Linked DNA regions of Homo sapiens: region 2 is linked to region 1. A link is a contact called in ENCODE Hi-C data. All regions are on one chromosome and are shown on one strand. Each heading gives the region's core, a stretch centred on a gene start or an enhancer-like site at or near the end of the contact. The rest is flanking DNA. Distances are from core to core; before and after follow the strand shown.

Evidence for each region. Hi-C counts contacts between places; a loop is a spot of excess contacts on that map. Pooled maps may share reads with other maps.
Region 2: a map of endothelial cell of umbilical vein shows a loop between it and region 1 (2.9-fold over the local background). The contact joins two enhancer-like sites. A Hi-C loop is called at or near these places in 1 of 168 maps with a recorded cell type or tissue (endothelial cell of umbilical vein), 1 of 37 single-sample maps with no recorded cell type and 5 of 50 pooled maps.

What each region holds. Positions count from the first base shown.
Region 1 is chr4:141,345,450-141,352,955 of GRCh38, reverse strand. No RefSeq gene overlaps it. Among named protein-coding and RNA genes, the nearest start is that of LINC02432, 17 kb to the right of the region's middle. Within about 2 kb of position 4,588, at least 4 of the 41 ENCODE cell types and tissues checked have a DNase peak (open chromatin) inside an H3K27ac peak, as active enhancers do.
Region 2 is chr4:142,715,571-142,723,076 of GRCh38, reverse strand. All of the region lies in intron 2 of INPP4B (inositol polyphosphate-4-phosphatase type II B), which reads left to right. Among named protein-coding and RNA genes, the nearest start is that of INPP4B, 130 kb to the left of the region's middle. Within about 2 kb of position 3,041, at least 4 of the 41 ENCODE cell types and tissues checked have a DNase peak (open chromatin) inside an H3K27ac peak, as active enhancers do.

The sequences.
Region 1 (7,506 bases), core at 3,339-5,838:
TCTGTTGCTCAATTGAGCATGACAGATTTAGCCAGTTTTTATCTTTTAAATTTTTTTTCTTTACTCCTGCTTTGCAACATAAATGTTTTGTCATTGTTTTTTTTTTTTTCATCTGAGGGCAAACTAAATTTCCAACTACCTCTGATAGTCTGATTTTTTAAATGTATCCTCCCAGTGTTTTTTGTTCTTTGTACATAGAAGCAGACTATAAGCCTGACAGTGGTTCCAAAGTTTGCAACAGATAGCTGATCTTTGGTTACTTGATCTGCCTTGATCTTCCTTGAACAAGGAAGGGCGATTTGTTCCTTTTTGCCTAAAAATGGGAACTGAATATGCTACTGATGTCAAGCAGTACTAAACCACAGCTAGAACAAGAGCAGTACATGTGTGCATATAAGATAAGGGCTTTGAGAATGCTAATATTTGGTCTATTTTCACTTAATGCCAGGAACATTCTGCAGTTAGGTATTATTCAGAAAGGTAACTCATGTAATAACTTTGCTCTGTGAGTCCTTTTATCTATAAGCCTCAGGCATTGTTCGTTAAGTCATCCAACACCAACAGCACTGACTGGACAAAGAAGCTGGGGCTTATAAGCCAAAGTACTAGTTTTATAAAAGGCTTATCCTAAGTGTACTTGTAAAACATGGTCTTCATTGAAGATCTGGGTTACATTAAAAAAAGAAAAAACAGAAAGGAAATAGAAACATTATTCTCTTAAAAAGACAAAATGGTATTTCAGAAGATGGTGAACGTTGTAGCTGAGAATTGACTCTCAAAACCAATATTCTTTAAATTTCAATCACATTTTCAAGTCCCTAAAGATGAGAACAAGCATGGCATGATGAAACACAAGACACAGACTACCCAGGGAGCTTATTCTTGCAAATCTCATAATGTAATGCATTCATTTCTTCATTTTCAAGACATTAACTGAGCAACTATCACATTTTAGGCAGTAAGCACAATGCTAAATGCTGAGGCTACTGGCATAGATGAGGCAAGATTTATATGCTCTTGGACTCACAGCCAAGTAGAGGAGATAGTCAAAAATAATTACGAGATTCAAAATGTCAACAAATGTAAATCATATATTAGTTCATTCTAGTGCTCTTTAACTTATTTAATAGTTTATTCATTCATTCAACATGTATGGAATCTGTGTTCCAAGCACTGTTCTTAAACATGAGAACATGAAGATGCATAAAAGCCTTAATCTTAAGGAGTTATCTTACAGTGAGAAACATGCCATTAACAAACATTACAGTGCAGAAACATTACAGTGCAGCATAAGATGTGCTATTAACAGTGATAGTCAGCCGAGCACGGTGGCTCACGCCTGTAATCCCAGCACTTTGGGAGGCTGAGGCGGGTGGATCACCTGAGGTCAGGAGTTCGAGACCAGGCTGGCTAACATGGTGAAACCCTGTCTACTAAAAATACAAAAAAATTACCTGCGCGTGGTGACACACGCCTATTCCCAGCTACTTGGGAGGCTGAGGAGAATTGCTTGAACCCAGGAGGCGAAGGTTGCAGTGAGCCGAGATTGTGCCATTGAACTCCAGCCTGGGCAACAGAGTGAGACTCTGTCTCAAAACAAAACAAAACAAACAAACAAACAAAACAGTGATAGTCACAGAAAGTAGAGCAAATGAGTCTGCCTGTGTGAAGTGAAAAGAACAGTAATGGCCATTCTTTTTTTCTGACGGATGGAAAACCCTAACCTGCAAAATAAATATTTTCTGCAGATGAAAAAAGGTGGGGAACTTTTATAGACCTAGCCATTCTTATTTATGAATGTGCTCATTCTCTTCCAACGTTTGGTTTATAACATATTTCAGGACTAAGATGACAATTTGGCCATACCATTCCTAATTTTGATGTTCTAAGATGTCAGTCATGGAACCAGCCAAAGATTGACTATATTTGTATAATAAGTAGATGTCAGGAAGAATGAGCCAGAGAACAGATTCAGGATTGAAATTGAGGTTTTCAATTTTAGAAATGGGATGGGCAAAGAGTTCAGTAACCATGCCTCACTTTTTTAAGGACAATGACACCAAATTACAAAAAGAAATGCATTTTATTTAGCTACTTTTATTATTTTGGGATGGGCAACCTGGTAGGAGAAAAGCCACCTTTTGAGTCTGTCACCTCCACATTAATTTGCTAAGAATATTTAGGGGTAAGGAGGCCCATCCCCTTTACTCACATTCCCTGAATGATGAGTCAAGGAGTAGCTTGTAGTAGTACAGCAGGGGGTGCAAGGGAAAGAAGGCAATTTCCTTTCTTATACAACTTTTCAGTTTATGTGGAATTTTAAATTGCTTAATTTTCAATAGTCTTATTATATAATTGATTTCTTTGTGCCTATTACTAATTATCTCCCTCAGTCTTCCAAGAGAGGTATAATACTTTTTCTGATACAGTGTAACAGGATGTTGTGACATAATAAAAAATATACATTTGGTTTCTGCCTCCTGTTCCTGCCACAGATCTCCTAAATCCCTTGGAATTTCCTGGGTAATAAGAGTGCCTTTATTCTAATAAGGCAACACTTGGCGGACTGCTGGATAACGTCAACATGAGGGCTGTTTTCCAGAAACACCAAGCCATAATTCAAACTGTGAGCTGGAGACTGGGTTAATAATTGGTCATGCCTACATGATGAAACCTCTATAAAAAATCCCTAGAAGGCAGGGCTTGGAGAGCTTCCAGGTTGGTAAATACATCCACAGGACAGGAGGGTGGCACACCCTGGCATCATGGGGACAGAGGCTCCTGTGCTCAGGACCTCGCCTTCACCTGGCTGTTCATCTGCATCTTTCATCATATCCTTTGTTATAAAGCAGTGAACATAAGTGAGTGTTTCCCTGAGTTTTGTGAGCCATCAGGGCAAAATATCAAACCTCAGGAGAAAGTCGTGTAAACCTTCCATTTGTAGCCAAGTTGGACAAATGTTATGGGTAATGTGGATATCCAAGCCATGCCACTGGCATCTGAAGTGGAGGGGTTGGGGTGGGGGCCCAGTCTTGTGGGACTGAGCCTTCAACCTATGGGGTCTGCACTAACTGCAAGGTAGATAGTACCGTAACTGAATTGTAGGACACATAAGTGGCATCCAGAGAGAACTGATTGCTGTGGGAAAAATATATCCCACACATTTGGTGTCAGAAGTGAAGTGTTGAGAGTAGAGGAAACAGTGAGTTTTTCCTCATTAACATTAAATTGGAATTTTCAGCTTTCACCACAATATATAATATATGAAATTCCAAAGAGAATTGTCAAACCAAAATGTAGATTTTCAAAGGAGCTATCAGAGAACCAGTTGGGCAGTTCCAAACCCACTGAAGAATACAAAAGGGTCCAAATATTGGAGATGAGAACAATTTGTTAAGAGGGGTGTGTGTTTACATGTGTTGCTAGACTGAGTTTCACCTTCTCCAAGGGGAGCAATGGAGTGCTATCTTTTGCAAAAAGGGCTTCACTTGGCCAATTTGGAGAGTTTGAGATAAGTCTCCTGGAGCTTGAGAGAGGGTAAGACTGGCATCTGACAGGCTTACTGGAGCAGGAGGGGCAACTGGTGAGCTCTTTGGGCAGTAAAGTATTTCTGGTGGAGGAGATGAGGACCTCAGGAGAGAGCTAGCTGGGGGCCACCTTTAGCTCTGTCCAAGAAGGACTTTCTGGAAGTGTAATGAGCCTCTAACCAAAATAGAGAGTGGATAGTGGTTCCCTAAACCCAGGGGCTGAGCACTGGGCTAGAGAGCTGCAGTTGTTGCAGCCAGATGAGCCCCACAGGGGGTGACCCTGCAGAGCCACCAAAGCAACCCAAAGAGGGAAAATCACCTGCAGACATCTGCCCATCTTACAGTATCAGAGCTAGCATAAACTTCCCTGCATCCTTTGCCTTTCTAGTCTCTGACTCCATTCCCATGGCAACAGCAATGACAACTTATAAGTAGCATATAAGTGGGCAAGAGGATAGAAAAATTACCTGCCCCTCTTCCACGGGAAGCAGCTGGTCCACTTCAGGTGAGCCATTGAGATGGGATATTAAACCAAATGCAGTTTTATTTATGGTCTGGAATTGGATAGTCTATTTGACATATTGAGAGTATATCTAAGATTGAAGCCTCAAATTCAAGGGCCCAAATTTTCAGTCTTTCTCTTTTCACTTTCATTTCTGCTTTCAAAATAGCCAAGTCTTTCTTAAGCTCATCCCTTTTTAGTAAGACTTTGCTGGAAACACAAGGTAAAGCCCATGACTGACTTTCCAAACCCTTTCCCAAGCCATAGGCTGACTAGAAACATGGTTTGCCTTCCAGGTCTCCAGAGGACAGTTTTGCTAGATGTGCTGTGATGGCAGGACAATAGAAGTATACTTTTTTACCACCTGACATGCCTGTTCTTGATTCACAGTTGACTATGCTGCAAGCGCCAAGCAGTGACTTAGAAACCCAGTCTCTTTCCACCTTAGGGTTCCACCATCATTAACATACAGCTTTTGGAGCCACTAGGTTCATTTCTGCATGAATCTGATAGGAGAAAAAACAAGAAGCCTCTTGTATCAAGATTTGTTATGAGCCATGGCCCTGAAGTGCCATGTCATTTCCTCTTACATGTGCATTGTCCAGAACTCAGTTACGTGGTCATGCAAAACTGCAAGAGAAGCTGGGAAACACTATGTTTGTGCAACAGAAGAAAAAGAAACAGGCTTGGTAAACAGCTAGTCTGTTTCTGCCTCCAGGGCTCTATAGCTTCTAGGAGTGAGCTCATTGGCTATGTAGACTTCTAGAAAATTTATTCATAAGAAAAATAGTAAAAAAAAAATCCCACCACTGAAAAATTATAAAGGGACGATGCAAGACAAAAATAGTATTTTGATTATCTTTGATTTGTTGGAAGTATAATTTTCAGCGATCAAATGTGCAGCACTGGGTAGTATCAGTTCTGTTTAGTTTGGAAACATACTACTTGAAGTTCTCTGGGCTAATTTTTCTGACCTGAACTGACTGTTCTCAGATTCATTACACAATTGTCATCCTGGGACTTCCCTGCACCATCGTTTAGATAGTCCCTTTATCCCTCTCCTGTCATGTAGCATCTTTTACTTGGATGCAGAGGCTTCCTCTTTTTGTTGGTCCTCTTTCTGATGAAGTACATAATAGTGTTCTGAGAAATATGAACAGAATGCACATTTTTTGAGATCCCACATATTGGAAAATATCATTCTACATTCACAGTTGATTGATAGCTTGGCTGAGCTTGTAATTCTGGGTTGTAATTCATTTCTCCTTACAAGTTTGAAGGGACTTCTCCATTGTTTGAGTACCATCTTTTGAATGTGACCTGTTATTTCTACCTGGCTACTTTTAGGGTTGTCTTTTTATCCTCACGGTTCTGAAATTTCATGTTGTTATGTGTTGATGCAGATTTTCTATCATTCATTTTTGGGCACTCAGATGGCTGTCAACCTAGAAATTCAAAGCTTTCAATACTCACAAGTTTTCCTACATTATTTCTTGAAGATTTTTTCCCCTCTCTCTCTGATTTTTATTCTCTTTCTTGAAAACATAATAGTTAAACATTTTGACCCTGATTTGGTCGACTGATTTTTTTAAAATATTTTCTTTCTTATCTGCTATGTCTTTCTCTTTTTGTTCTAATTTTCTGGAAGAGTCTTCACTTTATCTTTTGTATTTCTATTAAATTTTTTTACTTCTGCTGAAAATATTTTTCTTATGAATTTCTTATTCTTTTATTTTTATAGCTCCCTGTTATTGCTTCAGAAGTAAAATATATTTCCCGCATTCCCTAGGATATTTATCTTATCATTTTTTTCTTCTGTTCCTACACTGTCTTTACTTCCTCTGAGTTCCTTTCATCTTGCTCTTGGCTCTGACTTTCAAATGAGATGCTTTCTTCACATGTCTAGTGGTCCCTGTCTACCTATTCAAATTTATAACCAATCAGTAGCTCTGTCTGGGTGGCAGAACATTTGAATTGGTGGGCCTCATTGTAGGGTGATTAAAACCCAGAAATCTCAGAGTATGTAGATCTTTTCCCTTTAGCCAATCAACTACTCCATAGAGAAATCCCCTAATATACTGCCCATTGGACCTAAGCCACACCTACTCACTTTCTGTATGTTAAGAGGGAGAAAGGCTAAGGTTTATCAATGCACATTATTTAGATGTTTACTTAAGTCCCCTTTTATCAATATCACATCTTAGCTTTCATTCTACTGTTCATTCAAGATTCTTTCAAGACCAGCTTGAATGAATATGCTTTAATAAAAACACAGATTGCACTACAAAACCAAATAGTGTTAAATTTATATTATGCAACAGAATTGTCTGCAAGCTAAGTAGAAAAGGACATCTCCCCTTTATAGATGATTTTTTGGGTTATAAAAATATTATGAAGTAGTAATGATATATTTGCATGCCATCATCTACATTTTTCTTTCATTAACTTTGTCAAATTCTATTTTCAAAGAGCTTCGTTTGTCCTTTGAGGACAAATTCAACTTGTCAGGAAGCCAGCTTCAGGCAATGTCTTTCCCAGTGGCCTGCTGTATTGGTCCACATGAGATATGAAACAGAGACATCTAAAGGACATTTTAGGAACTGGAACATTAATATTTACTCTCCATCCTTTATGACTGATTCCCTTGGAAATGAGGTCTGTAGTTTATTATGAAGCTGGAAAACCTCACTTTGTAAAATTAAATTCAAAGCCACAATCATATGCCTTTTCTAACAAGATTCAAGAGAAGGCTAGAATCACCAACAGTTTTAAATGAAGAGTTATTTTAACAAAAAATATCAGAATTCATCTATTTGCCCTAAAATTATTGGAAGGAAATTGACTTAGAGTAAGCTATTTCTAGTAGTGTCACATTTTGATTTTTATTATATTTGTCCATAGTGTTACGTATAATATAGGTACCTAGTAAATAAAAATAAATAAGCAAGTTATTAAATGAACAATTAATTGATTAAAATCTGAATAAATGTAACTCAGGCATTTTTCTGACTGATTCCTCTTTAAATAGTAATTCCCAATACTCATCTTTTGGCTTGATCAGGCTTAGAGGAGTTATGACAGAATTATATGTGCAAATCTTAAATGTTAACATACACAATAATGGCATTTTTACCAGAAGCATTATTTTCCCAAATGGATAAGAAGTAATAATGAAATTTAAATCTTCTTTTCTAACAAAGGAATTGAGATAATATCTTCTTGTTCGACAGACTCTGAGTTGTTAAAAGCTTTGGTCTAAGCCATCTAATTGCCATAAAAAATTACTTTTCCTGGAAAGCTGGGGTCTAGTTCCAAGGCCACAGGAATGTCAGCTTCTTTAATGCAAAGTTTAAAAATAAATACAAGAAACAATTGCAAACCATATGACAGATTTTTTAAGGCATGTATACTTCAACTACTTCTGTGAATATTAATTTTTCCTTATGCCTTTTAAGTTCATAAGTACATGCTCGTCAC
Region 2 (7,506 bases), core at 1,792-4,291, 1.4 Mb before region 1:
TTGTAAATATATTGTTTACAGATTGGTTTTATTTTGGTTTATTTGATGTAGGAAATGATACAGATGTGATACATGTTGAGATTTAAAAGGATACAAATCTTGTGATATTTTAAGGGTTTATTACAGATTATATTTTCTATTATTTATCACATACCTACTATAATAACAACTGAAAGTACAGCATCATAACTTGCAGGTTGATTAATAAGTTAGTGACCATGCATTTAAATGAGAGTTAGAAATAGTTTAAGGCTAGTGATGAAAAGTACATGTAAATCTCACAGTGCCGAAATTAGGTTCTATGTCTGATATATACCATACAATGCTTTACAAAAACATATTCATAACATCAGCACAGTATGCTCCCAATGAGTATTTAAACTGCAAATCAGAGAATAAATCATTGAACATTTTTATGGAGAAGTGATTAAAAAGTAATTATTAAAGAAAAATTTACATGAAAAGAAGCTGTTATGGTAGTTTTTAAGAATGTGGCTTTTATGATTTTTTTCATTTGCAAAAAGTTCTTGGTCTTTTTAACTCTTCTGGGTATTAGTTTCTGTGCAATATTTTATCTTTTTGAAACTCTCAGAACTATAAACCACAGCATTGTCTAGAATCAGCTCCTGCTACTGTTCAAGGTCTTCCATCAATTCCCCAGCTATGTTTCTTACCTTATTTATGTCTCTCTTAACACCACATATTCCAAACATTCTTGTCTTTGCTTAGGTTTAAAGCTTGGCTTTGAATGTCTGGTCTGCTTTCTTCTTTATTCCAAAAACTATGTAACCTTAAAACTTCTCTTTAAGATGCTTTCTGAGACCTTCATTATATTACAACTCCCTTTCTCCCTTAGCCAGCCTACACTACATTCACTCACACTTAGTTGTGGTATCCGCCATACTGTCATTGATTTGCATATTCTGGTATATTCTTGTATGTATACATATGTATATGTGTGTGTGTATATATATATAATTTGATATCATATATAAAGGTGCACACACAGACACGGATTTTTTTCTTCAATATAATTGTAAAAAAGATCTTTCTGCCAGCCACGTTTACTTTTCCTTATGAGTAAAGCAGACAAATTTTGAGTGAATGAGCTCCTTGAATCTCCAGGATTTCCATTGAAGGTATATTTAAAAGACTAAAAGATCTCTTTGTAATAAGAAAGTTATAATTTTGCTATGTTTTGTATTAATTAGGACTACCTGGAGAACCTACTATGCTTTTATGACATCTTTTTTTTTAAGACGGAGTCTCTCTCTGTCACCCAGGCCGGAGTGCAGTGGCGCGATCTCGGCTCACTGCAATCTCTGCCTCCCGGGTTCAAGCAATTCTCCTGCCTCAGCCTCCCAAGTAGCTGGGACTACAGGCACGCGCTACCACGCCCGGCTAATTTTTGTATTTTTAGTAGAGACGGGGTTTCACTGTGTTAGCCAGGATAGTGTCGATCTCCTGACCTCATGATCCACCCGCCTCGGCCTCCCAAAGTGCTGGGATTACAGGCGTGAGCCACAGCGCCCGGCCTTATGACATCGTTTTAATAAGAATAAAATCTAAATTCCAATCAACTAATTTATAACACCACTGTAGGAACACATTCTCTTCACCAAAGGGAGACAGCTTAATTTTATCACTTACTGGCTTTGTGCCACTCCATACATCATTGCAGAAAAATCTAACCTGCCCTACCCAACAAAAGCATTTTTGTGCAAGAGCATATACTCTGCTCTATAGTGGAGTCTCTCTAGGCTAAGATCCTAAAAGTACTTAAATGCCAGGTATGGAAATGGAGTAGGGTCATGGTTATTTGGAAAGCTGAAAAGAAATTAGGCCTATTGGGTTTGGGGAGAAGCCTTTGGGAATTGGGGCTCTCAGAGAATTGGCAATTCCCAGTAAAAGACTAAAGTCTTTGAGGGAATTGGTTCCTTTAAGGCTTTAGCAGATCTGCTCATTTTTATTTCTGGTTTTGCAGCACTAAGATTACTTTGGAAGGAGAATCACATCATTGAAGACAAAGTGATCTGGGCTACAAATAATTGGTAACATGTCCACTAGATTTTGCAAGTACACGCTTGAACATAAATGTATGTTTGTTCTTCTCTTTCTCTCTCTCTATATATATGATGCTGAAAATCATACACACACACACACACACACACACACACACACACGAGATGCACTCCAGCCTGGGTGACAAAGTAAGACCCTGTCTCAAAAAATAAAAAATAAGAAAACTATATATATATATATATATAGAGAGAGAGAGAGAGAGAGAGAGAGAGAGAGAGAGAGAGAGAGAGAGATTATATATATATGTATATATATATATATATGTATATATATACACATATACAGTTGGCTGTTCATATTAATGGGTTCCACATCCATAGATTCAACCAACTGGGAATCAAAAATATTTGGAAAAAAAAACAGACAATAAAAAATAATACAAATTAAAAGACAATGCAGTAAAACAACTATTTATATAGCGTTTACACTGTAGTAGGTATTATAATCTAGAGATGATATAAAGTGTCTGGGAGGATGTGCATAGGTTATGTGCAAAGACTATGCCGTTTTATATAAGGGACTTGAACATCCGCATATTCTGGTACATTGGGAAAGAGGAAACCTGGAACCATACCCCACTGGGTAATGAGGGATAGCTCTCTATATTTTTAATGAATTTGATGTTTTAAAAAGTATGCCACTAGATGTCAGCAGCAACCTCCTAGGGGTCCTGTGACCTTAATTTGCTAACAATAAAAAATGATACTTCATTAGAACATCTTACCTGAGAATAGTAGGTACTTAATTTGAAAGTTTAAGAACTATTTTTTTTGCCGTACAAAGAGTAGGAGTGCAGGCATAAAATATTTTTGAATTATTTTCTAAACCAGTTTCTGTTCACATGTAACAAGTTATTTTTACTTCCAGTATTCTCTGTATCATTGAGATGACAATGACGAATTATGGGTGAACTTGAGTAATTTGTCAGGAATTGTACCTGATGCCAGAGCTCTAAACTTCTGCTTTGATACTTTATGATTCATTTATGCCATCATTGGATGGGTATTTGTGCTTTGGTTTTGTTTCATTCTGTTTTTGTAACAGCATTTGGTGCTATAGCCCATCAGAAGATTGTGTAGTATTAATTTTTCGGCATCCACATCTGTGCCCTTTTTACTTAGTAAATTCTATCTTTAATTTTTTTCCTTAATAATTTCTAAACTTTCATGGATCTCTGTTCAGTTGTTACAAGGTACTCAACTTTTGGATAGATGCCATAGAGTATTATGAATGTTTGCTCATGAGTTGACAACATCATCTAGAAATAAGAAAAAATGATATTTTCCATGGATTATAGTACATATAATTTTTTAGTTTTTAAGAATTAGTAAAAGTATCTCATTTTTTTCAGAAATTAATAAGAAAATTATAGGCTGGGTTCAATGGGTCATGCCTGTAATCCCAGCACTTTGGGAGGCCGAGGCGTGCAGATCACTTGAGGCCAGGAATTTGAGACCAGCCTGGGCAACATCGCGAAACCCCATTTTTACTAAAAATACAAAAATTAGCTGGGCATGTGACGGGCACCTGTAGTCCTAGCTACTCAGGAGGCTGAGGTGGGAGGATCACCTAACCCCCGAGAGGTTGAGGCAGCAGGGAGCCGTGGTCACACCACTACACTCCAGCCTGGGTGGCAAAGTAAGACCCTGTCTCAAAAAATAAAAAATAAGAAAATTGTAGTATTGGCCAATGTTCAATAGATACTAATAATGTTATTTTAAATAATGCCATTAATTTTTTATAAGGTTAGGTTTACATTAGCAGGAGGATTCAATCTAATTTGTTGGATCTTAAGCATGATTTAGAAATCAGTCATAGGTGATTGGGTGTGAGTCAACCAAGTGTGAAGCAGGTTTGTAAGTGATAAAGAGAAAGGAAGAGTTGTTCCCATTTCTCTCCCTTGGAAAAAAATCTGCTTTAAATCCATTCAAGATGTAAAGATAATTATAAAAACATTTGCTTTCCTGAAGCACATTGTACCAAGGAAAATATTAATGTAAATGTTACATCTTTATCATGTTTAAGATTTTTTTAGTTGGTATAGTGAGGTGGGGCTAACTGAGCTAGTTCATAGGCTCAGGGAATATGTACTTTCATACTGAAGTTGTTATATTTGAGGATTATTGGTTTAACTTCATAAGATTAACACTGAGTTTCTTAAATCTTACTGAGTTTTGCATCTCTATTTTAGAACTACCAGTAAAAAGGACTTAACAGGATTTTCCCCAAGACTTTGATTGTTATTCTTTAATTATGTTTACAGGTGATGAGGCAGACATTTGAAATCATGCTACAGTTACTTGGCATATGAACATCAATATGAACATCAAGCTAATGCTGTACCTTTCATTCATGAATAGCACTTGCTCGTGGCCCTGACTACCTATGCCATGAGAAAGTGCTATTCATGAACAGAAGGCACAGCGCTAGCTTAATGTTCAGTTAAGACACTCTTATCATTGAGCCTGATGCGGACGCACAAGTTTGCTTGATCTAGAATAGTCCAGCCTATGCTTCCCATACTTAACTCTCTAGAAGGGGCAAGGAATAAGATCCGATTGGGGCATCTGTCTTCAGTCTGCCACTTTCTTCGTAATTTATAGTTAAATGACAACTGCTCATGAGGTATTTTGAATAGAGAGCCCGCCAGTTTTAAACAAACTGTTTTAACTACACTTAAAAAGCTAACTTCCATTTCTATATGTATCAGTGCATTTCTTCTCAACATGTTCATTTGCTTGTACATTTAAGTGGATTAAGTTAAAACAGAGAGAATGGGGTTTCCTTTGGGCTATTTCATAAATTCAAACACCTCAATCTGACATTCAAAGACTGCTTTTCTGCTGCTGCATTCTAAATTTTCTCAACCTCATTTCCAGTCGATTCCTCACCCAGATGTTGCCTTGTAGCTATACAGCCTGGTTGATCTCATATGCATACGACTTACTTATTTCTACCCTGCTGGCTTTGCATTTACCATTCTTTCTACCTAGAATTTAACTTTTTTCTCCCCTTTCCTAACATCTTGTTCTTCGTTTCAGAGACAGAAGAGTGTACAAGGGGCAATTCTTTTTTTTTTTTTTTTTTGCTTTCTTTTTTCTTATTATTATATGTTAAGTTCTAAGGTACATGTGCACAATGTGCAGGTTTGTTACATATGTATACATGTGCCATGTTGGTGTGCTGCACCCATTAACTCGTTATTTACATTAGGTATTTCTCCTAATGCTATCCCTCCCCCAATTCCCCACCCCACGACAGGCCCCGGTATGTGATGTTCCCCGCCCTGTGTCCAAGTGTTCTCATTGCTCATTTCCCACCTATGAGTGACAACATGTGGTGTTTGGTTTTCTGTCCTTGTGATAGTTTGCTCAGAATGATGGTTTCCAGCTTCATCCATGTCCCTGCAAAGGACAAGAACTAATCCTTTTTTATGGCTGCATAGTATTCCATGTTGTATATGTGCCACATTTTCTTAATCCAGTCTACCATTGATGGACATTTTGGTAGCCAGATAGTTTGGGTTCGAATCCCAGACTGGTAACTTCTTAGCTTATTGCTTCCTGGCTGAAGCAAGCTATTTAAGCTCTGTGTCTAATATTGCCTTCTTCTGCAAAACTGGGAAAGAAAGATTCTTACATAATTTAGTTACTTAAGTGAGGATATTAATAGAAACTTAGAATAGTTACTGGTACATAGTAAGTAGTTAATGTATATTAGCCACTATGAATTCCATCAAGTCAGTTTCAAAATTCATCCTCATAAAATTTAGTCTCAAAATTTACTGTCCTTCATGCAGCCACTAATCTCATTAGCATGTATTTCAAGGTCTACCTGCCCACTCTATCAGTACTTTTACATTTGGTAATCTATACATTTTAACCACTTGGTATATTCATTTCCTCATCAATAAAAAGGACAGTAATACTTGCCATGGTCATACCTAGGGTTATTATGAAGACAAAACTAGAAAATAGAAATAATAAGATTGATCATAGTAACCATTTATCCTGCTCTTATGTGTAAGAAACTGAATTAGAGGTTTTACTTATGTTAACCTATCACTTAATACCTTATCCTCATGTTGGTAGCAGGGTTCTAAGAAGGAGAAGGCAGAAATGTGAAAGAGCTCTTGAGGCCCAAGGTTCAGAACTGACACAAATTACTGCATGCTACTGACCATTACAATTGGTTGGATAGAAGAGGCAGGGTAATTGAGGTCGTTTCACAATGAATATGCCAGAAATCCATCCTACATATGAAAAAACTTTAATACAATGAGATTTAAATACTTGCTGCTAATGTAGACTTGGGACCTCTACCTGGCCTGTTAGGAAACTTTACCTTTCAGGATCCAGTGATTCTGCAAGGATTGGGCACGTGCCCTGAGCAGAATTATTCATAGCCATAACATGAGAAATGCTATTTAAGAGAGAAAGATTCTTCTTTTAGGATCAAAATTGTCAGGATGTTGACTTATGGCAGCCAGTAATTTTTTGTTCTGCCGTTTGGGGAAGATAATGCAACAGTTAAAAATTAAAAGAAAAAAATTGAGAGATAAGAAAGAGCCAAGATACAGAATGAATGAGCAAGTATTAGAAAGATGCGATAGTATCATTTGGGTCACTGAATCTAGCCATACTTGAAGCCTATAGCTTGCTAATTTTTGTAGAATATGTATGTGTATGTTATTAAACAGGTTTGACTAAGGTTTCTTTTATTTGAGAACTAAACAATTTTAATTAATGACAATGGATTAGTTTGCAAAAATGGCCACAGCAATGTCTCCAGTCTCAAATGTTTTTCCAGAACCTCGTTGGCATCCCCATCAAGAGGTGAGGACTATTTTCCCCTCCCTTGAACCTGAGTGGGTTTGTGTCTGCTGTGTTAAGCACTGGAGAAGTAATGCTATGTGATCTCCAAATGTAGGTCATAAAGTTGACATAGAAGCTGCTTGCCTCTCTCTTTTTTGGGACACTTGTCCTTAGAATCTGGCTATCATGTTGTGAGAAAGTCCAGGCCTAATGGAGTAACCATTTGTAAGGTGTTCCAGCTGACAGTCCAGCTAAGGTCTCTGCCAACAGCCAGCATCATTTGCCAACCATGTAAATAAACAAATCTTCAAATGGTCTCAGCTCCTGGCCTTGCCACAGCCCAAGTGATAATGAGTGAAACAGAGAAAAGCTATCTCCCCATGGTCCCAGCCTAAAATGCAGATGGTTAACAAAACAAATGTCAATATTTGAAGCCACTAAATGTTGGGATAATTTGTTAGGCAGTCATAGCTAACTGCAACCCTAACTTCTCCCAGAGCTCCTTCCCAGGGCTCTCTTCTGCTACACTGTCAGACCCTGCTCTACCTGGTACTGCCATTCCACTTTCACCTATGCCTTTATTTCTACACACTTTGCTTTACCAGGTGGT